Linked DNA regions of Homo sapiens: all the other regions are linked to region 1. The links are chromatin contacts, found by Hi-C or POLR2A ChIA-PET in ENCODE. All regions are on one chromosome and are shown on one strand. Each heading gives the region's core, a stretch centred on a gene start or an enhancer-like site at or near the end of the contact. The rest is flanking DNA. Distances are from core to core; before and after follow the strand shown.

The links. A loop is a pair of places that touch in the nucleus more often than their neighbours do. ChIA-PET counts read pairs that join two places held with the same protein, here RNA polymerase II (POLR2A). Pooled maps may share reads with other maps.
Region 2: a loop to region 1 is called in a pooled map, with 3 times the contacts of the local background. The contact joins two enhancer-like sites. A Hi-C loop is called at or near these places in 1 of 168 maps with a recorded cell type or tissue (aorta), 1 of 37 single-sample maps with no recorded cell type and 6 of 50 pooled maps. POLR2A ChIA-PET finds 5 or more read pairs at or near these places in 3 of 52 experiments (HCT116, HEK293 and activated T-cell).
Region 3: a pooled map shows a loop between it and region 1 (3-fold over the local background). The contact joins two enhancer-like sites. A Hi-C loop is called at or near these places in 1 of 168 maps with a recorded cell type or tissue (naive thymus-derived CD4-positive, alpha-beta T cell), 4 of 37 single-sample maps with no recorded cell type and 9 of 50 pooled maps. POLR2A ChIA-PET finds 5 or more read pairs at or near these places in 4 of 52 experiments (CD4-positive, alpha-beta T cell, SK-N-SH, activated T-cell and 1 more).

Annotation. Positions count from the first base shown.
Region 1 is chr10:12,483,783-12,487,226 of GRCh38, forward strand. All of the region lies in intron 1 of CAMK1D (calcium/calmodulin dependent protein kinase ID), which reads left to right. Among named protein-coding and RNA genes, the nearest start is that of MIR4480, 93 kb to the right of the region's middle. RefSeq lists enhancers at 1,277-1,326, 1,377-1,636. Within about 2 kb of position 1,634, at least 16 of the 41 ENCODE cell types and tissues checked have a DNase peak (open chromatin) inside an H3K27ac peak, as active enhancers do.
Region 2 is chr10:12,404,052-12,407,515 of GRCh38, forward strand. The region is part of intron 1 of CAMK1D (calcium/calmodulin dependent protein kinase ID); the gene reads left to right. Among named protein-coding and RNA genes, the nearest start is that of CAMK1D, 56 kb to the left of the region's middle. RefSeq lists a silencer at 967-1,016 and an enhancer at 1,147-1,256. Within about 2 kb of position 1,625, at least 3 of the 41 ENCODE cell types and tissues checked have a DNase peak (open chromatin) inside an H3K27ac peak, as active enhancers do.
Region 3 is chr10:12,592,652-12,596,108 of GRCh38, forward strand. All of the region lies in intron 2 of CAMK1D (calcium/calmodulin dependent protein kinase ID), which reads left to right. Among named protein-coding and RNA genes, the nearest start is that of MIR4480, 16 kb to the left of the region's middle. Within about 2 kb of position 1,865, at least 4 of the 41 ENCODE cell types and tissues checked have a DNase peak (open chromatin) inside an H3K27ac peak, as active enhancers do.

The DNA of each region.
Region 1 (3,444 bases), core at 384-2,883:
TTCAAGTGATTCTCCTGCCTTTGCCTCCCTAGTAGCTGAGATTACAGGCGTGCACCACCATGAGCAGCTAATTGTTGTATTTTTAGTAGAGATCAGGTTTTGCCATGTTGGCCAGGCTGGTCTCAAACTGCTGACTTCAGGTGATTTACCCACTTCGGCCTCCCAAAGTGCTCCCAAAGGCATGAGCCACTGTGCTTGGCCTCCAGTTTTAATTTTCTTAATGAGCTGATTTTATAGCTGGTGACCCGGTGACTTCATGGGGGTGTGAGGTTGGTGCCCGCAGCCACAATCCTGGACTCGTAGAAGGCAGGCTTGGGTGGCGTTCCAAATGCTTCACTGCGCGCATCCAAGTGTCTGTCACCCATGAGCTTTGCAATAAGGAAGACATAAATATGCACCAGCTGGGCTCTGAGCTCCGGCTCAGCCTCCTCCCTGCTTTCAGCTTCCCACCGGGCATTGCAATCCCTGCTTCCGGCCCCGCCTGCTCTGCGGCTGGCAACACCAAGTCGCCATCTCTCTTCGTGTTTCACCTCCAGATACAGGAAAACGCGTGAACTCTGTGTTTGGAGGGAGGAGGGCCAATTACAGGAGATCCTGGGCTAAAACAGGAAGAAGAAACATGATTAAGGACTTTAAACAGGGATCACACAATCGTTCTTCTGCCTCCTTCCCTGCAGGAAGGCAGAGATCGGAGATGGAGAGCTGTCATTATCCTCCTTAATTATAGGAGAGAGCAGAAGTTCTTGGAAACACCAGCCAAGTCAGGGAGCCACTGGCAGCTGAGCTTACTTGTTCTTCCAAGATGGTGGAAGCCAGGCAGGGAAATAGCTGCGGGGAGGGTGAGCTCATTCACGGGGACCACTCAGCAGTGGAAGCGATGACGTCCCCTGGCCTCAGATGTGGAAAGTGTCTTCCAGGGGGCAGCTCGTGGAGGAGAGCCTAGCTTGTGGCTCTCTTGAGATGTTCTCCAGGTTTCTAACATGTGGCATGTGACTCCAGTGGAGAGGCCACTCTGCAGCTGCTCCTGTGGGCACAGTGACTCTGGGGGGGAGGGGGTGGGGCTGGGCTGGGCGTGTCATGGGAGGGCAGGTGTGATGACCAGGAAGCAGGGGTACCTCATGGTGTGCCCCGCAGAAATCTCTGCCCTTACTGGCTTCTTCCCTTCTCCTCCTACCCCAGGCCTTTTCTGTAATGTCACCGATTACCATCTGGTGTGGAAAGATTTGCTTTTCAGATTGGTGTGCTGAGCACAGCCGGACAGAGAGGAGGCTTTCGGGAAGGAAAGTCGCCTTCACGTCTTGCATGTTTTCACCGCTCCCCATACGGGTATTTCTAAGCAAGAATGCACACGGGCCTGAAATAGAATGCATTAGTAAGTGTAACCGAGAGGCGAAGTGTATTTTTAGCGAACATGGCTAAGGCAGATTATTACAGCGAGTGAGTGAGACCGAGCTAGGGGAGGAGGAGCTCCTGGGGTAGAGAGACGTGGCTGCCTCTCGGCTGTCCCTGGGGAGCAGAAGGACTGTGGCCAGTGGTGGCTCCTGGGATGGTCAGAGCTTCCTGGGGATTCTTTCTGGTTGTGGAGCTCCTCGTGCCCCCTGTCGTGGGGGAGGGAGTAGAAACAGGCAGCACAATGGTGGTGAAGCTTGGGCCCCAGGTTCAGTGGCGAGGTGGCCCCAGCTGCAAATGTGTCTGCTGCCACCTGCCTGTCCCAGGTGGAGGAGAGGGGAGGGCTGGTCACAGGGAGCCGGTGGGTCTGCAGGCTGCAGAGGCACTGCTCGTTGGGCCTGTAGGTGCTTTGGGAGTCCTGGAAGGGAGGGTGGGGCTTCGATTGTGACTACCAGATTGTGGCGTCTCTGCCACACCGCTCAAAACTCTAATTCAGCTTCTTTATCTGCAAACAGGAAATGTTAACGTTTTCTCGAGGAGTCATGAGTTCAAACAGGGTCACCGATAAGGGAGGGTTGGAACTTTCAGAAGAAAATTGCTAAATATGCCAAGATGTCATATTATTTTTTTCCCAGCATATTAACTAGGGCTTAAGACCTGATAGCCCTGTGAGTATGCGTCTGTCTCTTGTAGCAGCGCTGTTCGCTTAACAGAGCCAAATTCAGCCCAGAGTGAGTCTTTGGTGTCCATCCCAGGCTCTGGCTACCATGTCACCCAGACGGCCTGATTTGAAGGCAGTTTCCTTCCCAGGGACCACGGCAGAGTGCCACAAGATTAGCAGAGAGTCTCGTCTCCAGCTTGTTGACGTACGCTACAGGTCTTGGGATTTGCCAGCATCTTATAATTTTGTACAATAAATGAAGCACCCATGCAGTGCACACACACACGTACACATGCTATTAATTCTATGAGTCTTGGGACTTGCCAGTCTCTTTTTTTTTTTTTGAGACAGAGTCTCGCTCTGTCACCCAGGCTGGAGTACAGTGGCACGATCCCAGCTCACTGCAAGCTCCGCCTCCCAGGTTCTGGCCATTCTCCTGCCTCAGCCTCTGGAGTAGCTGGGACTACAGGTGCCCACCACCACACCTGGCTAATTTTTTGTATTTTTAGTAGAGATGGGGTTTCACTGTGTTAGCCAGGATGGTCTTGATCTCCTGACCTCGTGATCTGCCTGCCTCGGTCTCCCAAAGTGCTGGGACTACAGGCATGAGCCACTGCACCTGGCGGGGACTTGTCAGTCTCTTATAATTGCTTATGATAAATCATGCACCATGTACCCACGTGTGCATGTGTGCGCGTGCACACACACACACACACACACGTACAGACACTATTAGTTCTGTTTTTCTGGAGAACCCTAGTACAACTATCTGCTGAGTAAACTCCTTCTTTGTAGCCCAGCCAAAATGCCAGCTTCTCTGTTACAAGATTTTATAAAAAGGCAGCAATGAAGCAGAGCCGTGGAATTTGGGGTCTCTCTCAGTTTAATCTTTGTGTTACAGGCAGTGAGCCAGAGGCTTACAGCCCCGAGGGGCCCACTTTTAAAACATTTCATGCATTACCAGGCACTGTGGTTCATGCCTGTAGTCTCAGCTACTTGGGAGGCTGAGAAGGGAGGATCACTTGAGCCCAGGAGTTTGAGGCTGCAGTGAGCCATGATCGCACCACTACACCCCAGCGTGGGTGACAGAATGAGATCCTGTCTCTAAAAATGTAAAAATAAAAAAATTCACACATAAAACAAAACTGGGCAAAAGGAGAAATTTAGGAGCTAATTAAAAGAAAAAAAACACCTTTTATTTTAGGTTCAGGGGTACATGTGTAAGTTTGTGATATAGGTAAACTCATGTCATGGGGGTTTGTTGTACAGATTATTTCATCACCCAACTACTAAGCCTAGTAACCAATAGTGATTTCTTCTGATCCCCTTCCTCCTCCCATCCTCCACCCTGAAGGAGGCCCCGGTGTCAGCTGTCCCTCGCATTATGTTCATAT
Region 2 (3,464 bases), core at 375-2,874, 80 kb before region 1:
TTTTTTTTTTTGAGACTGAGTTTCGCTCTTGTTGCCCCAGCTGGAGTGCAATGGTGTGATCTCACCTCACCGCAACCTCCGCCTCCCAGGTTCAAGTGATTCTCCTGTCTCAGCCTTCCCAGTAGTTGGGATTACAGGTGTCCGCCACCGCGCCCAGCTAATTTTGTATTTTTAGTAGAGGTAGGGTTTCTCCATATTGGTTGGGCTGGTCTCGAACTCCTGACTTCAGGTGATCCGCCCACCTTGGCCTCCCAGAGTGCTGGGATTACAGGCGTGAGCCCCTGCGCCCGGCCTTATTTGAGCTTTTCTAAAAGCAAGAAATTGAGGAAGAAACTCCTAACTGGGCAAATCCAGACCTTTTCTTAGTATCTTCAGAGAATATACAGTTGTGTCTAATTCTTTTTGGAAATATGGTATGCCTTATAAATAGGTACACCTTAATTAGTTGCAAAGATTTAAACAAGTGTAGGAAAGCTAGGAGAGAAAGCTGTTTGTTACTGTTCATTATGTATTGTACAGGGTGATGCTGAGATTGAGTTATTCTTGGTATGAATAACTTCCTTTGAAAGTTAGAATGATAGAGTTTTAGAACGTAAGGGACCTTAGATTTTAATCCGTAATGACCAAGAAAACTGTGTTTTTAAAAATTTTTTTTTTTTTTGAGATGGAGTCTCACTCTGTCACCCAGACCGGAGTGCAGTGGCATGATCTCAGCTCCCTGCAACCTCTGCCTCGTGGGTGATTCTCGTGCCTCAGTCTCACGAGAAGCTGGGACTGCAAGCATGCGCCACCACACCTGGCTAATTTTTGTATTTTTAGTAGAAATGGGGTTTCTCCATGTTGGTCGGGCTGGTCTTGAACTCCTGACCTCCATCCGCCTGCCTCAGCCTCCCAAAGTGCTGGGATTATAGACATGAGCCACCGCGCCTGGCTGGAAAACTGTATTTTTGAGCATTAAGTAATTTCCTTTAAATTTTTGTTGATAAAGGAGAGACCCAGCTGCCAAAGAGGCTTCTGTTCTGGGGGTAAGACTGGTCACTGCATGTTGAATTGACATCATTCAACCAAATGTGGTTTAGCCTGAGCCATCGTATTGTGGGTAAATGTGTAGTTTCTGTTGTGTCTTTGGAAATTCTAAAAATAGGCACTCCCCATACCTCCTTCTGGGGGTTTCCACAGCTGGCTTCAGCCCAGCCAGCTCATTTTGCAGACCTAAAGCGTTTAAGTTCCATGCCCATGGTCAGAGATGTGGGGACTTTGTAAAGTAATATTTCATCTCTAGTGCAGACATAATGCCCAGGAAACAGTTGCACTCATCAGCGAGCCTCGGAGTCATGTTCTTTATGGGTGACACAGTGATACAGCTGTAATATGCACCATGTTCAGTCCAGAGACAGGCAGTGAACTAACGAGAAAACTCCGCTGTTTGCTTAGACTTTCTGTGTATTGACTCAATGCCCACATTACTAAGCGCCCGTCTTTAAAAATTAGCCACAGTCTAGCACGTATAAACAGATAGGACAATTAACACCTGAAATTGTCTTGTTATATAAGTGAAACCAGTGAAACGTCATTAATCAAGACCCTCATACATTTGGAATGCCAAGTGACAGTCAACAGGGTTAGACCGAAGTTGGCTGGAGCCAGTATCTATGAGACAGGAGTTTGTTGAGCAAACCCGTGATATCAGCATGACATGGTCATATTGTTTAATCTGCTTTACAAGAACAAACACTTAGCTTTAATATTGGCATGCGTTGTTAAACATTTATTACAAGTACTTCTTATCAGGACCAACGAGACTTCTGCTTAGCAATAATTTGCCAGCCCTTTAAAGTTGTTTATGAATTTCAGAGCACTTAAATGGCGTTTTTATGTGAAGGTTTTGAAATCGACGGGAGAAAGGGCAAATGCGAGCATCTGATTTGTTTGTACCAGTGCTGCTTGGAAGAGGACTGGGCTTTGAGGAGACACTCAGCATTTCTTGTCGCGTGTAGGATTGAATGGGTGCATCAATCAAATGGTGCTGGGATTAGCGGTTGGCTTGTTGGGAAGAAAACAGCTCATTGTGTTTCTCAGTGGCAGTTCCATTGGCACCACAGCCAAGATGATCTTTCCTTGCTCAGGTTTGTGCTGTGCACTCCGGACATTCAGCTTCCCTGACTCCTACCCCGTGGAAGTTTGTTTCTGACTTGTTTCCAGATACCCCTGGGGAAACAGCTCCCTCCCTGGTTCAGGACCGTCATGTCGCGCCAAACACCAAAACAAATTCCAGGTATTAGAAAGTTCAGTGTAAAAACCCATAAAACAAGAAGAAAATACTAGTTAATATCTGGCAAAAGCTTTTTATTGTTATTGTTTTTTTAATTAAGCTGTTGGCCAGATGTGGTGGCTCATGCCTGTAATCCCAGCACTTTGGGAGGCTGAAGTGGATCATTTGAGCTCAGGAGTTCGAGACCAGCCTGGGCAACATAGGAAGACCCTGTCTCTACAAAAAACAAAAAACAAACCCTCCACAAAAATTATCAGGGCATGGTGGTGCAAGTCTGTAGTCTCAGCTGCTTGGGAGGCTGAGGCACAAGAATTGGTTGAGCCGGGGAGGCGGAGGTTGCAGTGAGCCAAGATCACGCCACTACACTCCAGCCTGGGTGACAAAATGAGACCCTGTCTCAAAAAAAAAAAAAAAAAAAAAAAAAAAAAATCAAGGTATTGAACTCTGTAAAGTCATGCGTCCAAATCTCCCTGGGCATCCTCCATTGCTGCGTAATAAGTCTGTGCCTCCAGTTGTCCTTATGTGGGCTATTCTAGCTCTTTCCCTTACAGTACAACTTGTTCCCCATTTTCTCTGACCTTTTATAGAGGAGATCGAGGCCACCTAGGGTGACGTCACTGCTTCACATCTTGATACCGCAGACTTGCTTTCTTTCTAGGGAAGGCTCCCTCTGCTGCACTTCCAAGAGTCCTGCTCCTTCAGACCCCACCCCCATGCCAATTTCCATTTTGCCTTCTCCTCTTCCTCTGTCCCTGCTGCCTATCACCCTCCTTATACTGTAAAATGCCCCTCTCATCTCCATCTTCCTGCACAGCCACCCTCCAGCCTCTCTCATGCCCTGCGTTCATGGCCAGACCTCTCCATGACTTCTTTCAGTCCAGGCTTGAGGAACCCAGGGCAGGAGGCCTGGCAGGGCGGGCAGAGCCGCCGTGAGGACTGGACTCAGTTGCCCATGGGATCCTGTCACCCAGCCCCAGCTTAAAACCCAGAAGCTCCCACTGCCAGGGGAAGGGAACTCCAGGAAATCATACCAGCCTTCCTTTTCACATTTCTTTCCTCACCATCCCCTACCTCAAGCTAGAAGTTTCCTTCTCACTGAAGCGTCTCTGGGAACGCCCCCATGGTTGCCTTCTCCCCCATCCCTGTCTGCTCTGCTGAGCCACAGTGTTGTCTTCTCTGACTCTAGGTCCCT
Region 3 (3,457 bases), core at 615-3,114, 110 kb after region 1:
CACAAGTCTCTTTGGTATAAAAGAATTAATGTATCTGAAGTGCTCCAAACACAGCCTGGTCCGTAGTAATTGTTCAATGCCAGCCTACTGCTACTATTTCTCCCGTGGCTACTAATAGTAATACTACTCATTATTAGGCAGAAATCCTGTAACAGCTACTTTCTCTTAGTCATGTTTGCCTTAGTCCTTAGAATGCTTTAATATGCCAGTCTCCTTTCTAAGAGTCCTCTGCTTAAAATCTCTCTTGTTCTCTCCTTTCTGCCTGGCTCCCTCCTCTTCATCTTTCACATACCTCTTAAATGTCACTTTCTCAGGGAAGTCTTCCTAAACTCTAGTCCAAATTAGGGTTCCTATTTTCCTCTTTCAGACCAGGGGTCAGTGAATGTTTTCTATAAGGGGTCCAGTAGTAAATGTTTTAGACTTTGCAGGCCATATAGGCAACTACTCAAGTCTGATGTAGTCTAAAAGCAGCCATAGATGATATGTAAATGAATGTGTGGGCTGAGTTCCAGTAAAACTTTATTTACAAAAACAGGTGGTGGGCCAGTTGTAGTTTAACGAACCCGTTTTAGGGCACTCTTTACTTTTTCTGCACAGTATGATTACATGATGATCAATCTCCCTCTGGACTGAAGCTTCTTAAAGGTAAGACCCAAGGCTGTCTGCGCTGACTCATGCCTGTAATCCCAGCACTTCGGGAGGCCAAGGCGGGTGGATCACTTGAGGTCAGGAGTTCAACACCAGCCTGGTCAACATGGTGAAACCCTGTCTTTACCGAAAATACAAAAATTAGCCAGGCATGGTGGTGGGCACCTGTAATCCCAGCTACTCTGGAGGCTGAGGCAGGAGAATCACTTGAACCCGGGAGGCGGAGGTTGCGATGAGCCAAGATTGTGCCATTGCACTCCAGCCTGGGCAACAAGAGCGAAACTCCGTCTCAAAAAACAAACAAACAAACAAAAATCAGAATTCACCACTATAAACTTCATCCCTTTAACCAAAAACCACTTGTACCCCAAAAGCTATTGGAATTTTTTTTTAATTAATAAATTGTGAATAAACAAAATACCATCCCCCGTGGCCTGTGGCCTTTATCCTTCCTCCCCTCTCTCCTAAATCTAGCTCCTTCTGGACTTACCTGTCCTCCCAAGCTTGGGCCACTCAACTTGTAATGTCTGCCCTTGGTCAGGCAGTTTTTGTGCTGGATTGGAAGTTGCGTTGCCTTCTTCTCTCATTAAAACATGGCCAGGCGCGGTGGCTCACGCCTGTAATCTCAGCACTTTGGGAGGCCGAGGTGGGTGGATCACTTGAGGTCAGGAGTTCGAGACCAGCCTGACCAACGTGGTGAAACCCCATCTCTACTAAATACAAAAAATTAGCCTGGCGTGGTGGCACATGCCTGTAATCCCAGCTACTTGGGAGGCTGAGGCAGGAGAATCACTTGAGCCTTGGAGGCTGAGGTTGCAGTGAGCCGAGATCGTGCCATTGCACTCTAATAACACAATCATGGGAGTGAAGTTCTGTCATTATAAGAGGTGAGCTCAGCTTAAGAGCATGATAACATCCACATTACAGGGAGGAACAGTGGACATGTCAAATTCTCATTGCTGTGATTTGGGGCAAGAAAAAATAACAGGCACCACCTAGCAACCCTACCCCAAGCATCTCAAGATGTGGTAATTTCTTTTATACAAAACAAGTTTGTTTTGTTCAACCACGTTTAAGCCTATAGGTGTGATCCTTGTTTTTATAGGCAGCTAATTTCAAAGTGACATTTTGGGATGGGTTAATTTCACTTGTATTTTTCTTGCTTTTTGAATGCCTTACAGTTGAGGCTGTCAGCACTCGGCCTCCACCACAGCCAAGAGTCAGACAGAATGTGGAACCACCCACCAAGTGGGCCAATGACAATGGGCTCTACGTTTCTGTCCCTTCTCATTTCCTGCTGTAAACTTTCAGGGAGTCAGTGAACTCAAGCGTTTCTGTCAGATATAGAAACATTTCCCATGGTTGGAAAGTTAAAGGCTAGTTTAGGTTACAGGCAGTTTGTCTGCTGGAAAATACATAGTTTTCAGACACTTCCTTTTCTGGTAATAAACAAAAACAAAATCAGGAAACTGTTTCCAGGAGGTTGAACGTGTGGTTCTCATCTGCTCGGCCTCATGCGGTGTTCAAGTCCCAGGAAGTGGTTGACGTAGGTGGGGCAGCCATATTGCAGCCAGGCCCAGGCTGCAGGAAGGAATTGACTATATAGGTCAGGATCCACTTGCGGAAAGCAGAAATGATTCCAGCTGGTTTAAGCACAGGGTGATGAGAATTTCAAGTGCTGACACTGACAATGAAAGGCGGGGAAGGAGACTCACTCCATGCTGAGGTTCCAGGCATGATCTTCAAGGTGATCTGGGGGAGACCAGGTGTGGTGCCTCATGCCTGTAATCCCAACACTATGGGAGGCTGAAGAGGGCAGATCATCTGAGGTCAGGAGTTCAATACCATCCTGGCCAACATGGTGAAACTCCGTCTCTACTAAAAATACAAAAATTAGCCAGGCATGGTGGCATGTGCCTTCAATCCCAGCTACTCTGGAGGCTGAGGCAGGAGAATCGCTTGCACCTGGGAGGTGGAGGTTGCAATGAGCCGAGATCACACCATTGCACTCTGGCCTGGGCAACAAGAGTGAAACTCCATCTGAAAAAAAAAAAAAAAAAAAAAAGGATGGTTTTAGGAGAGATTCTTCTTTTGCTAAAGCTAGGAACTTGAGGAATTATCAGAATGTGGGCAGTCACTAAAATGCTGCTGGCTTGTGGAATACACCTTCCCCCGATTCTAGGCTCATGAACTTGGGCCTGGTCCCTGGGACCTTTGCATCTGAGGTGGGGTGATTGATCCAGGCCCATCTTGAATGTCTTGATTGTATCTTTGCATTTGCGTTTTGTAAGTCAAGTCCAACGTGCGTGCTCTGGGCCATGCGTCTTCTGTCCATAGCCCGTTCTGTCCCCTACCCCTTGACCATGTTTCCAGGGTGAGTGTTCAGCTGCCCACTTTCTGGTCCCACCCAGAGACCACTGCCACCTGAGGAAGCGTGACATTAGATAGCAAATTTTAAAAATACCATGACAGGTCAATAAAGAGACCACAGAAGAAAGGGGAAAGTATTTCCTCCTGATTTTTGAACAAGGTGCCTGGCATTTTTGTATTGCACTGGGCTGTGAAAGCTGTGTAGCCAACTCTGAATGCATCTCATCGCTTCCTACTATGAGTAGCAGCTTCTGCCTTCCCTCCTTTCCAGGGCTAAGTCTCTGCTTGGGGGAGAGTCAGGCCACACATGGAACCCAGCTGCAGGGGAGTCTGGGAAAGGAGTTGTTAGGGTTTTGTCTTCTGGCAAGCAGTAAGACACCCTAAAAGGGGTGGAGATGAGAGAGCTCTTCAGTCCTAAAAAGGGACATAGCCCAGGAAG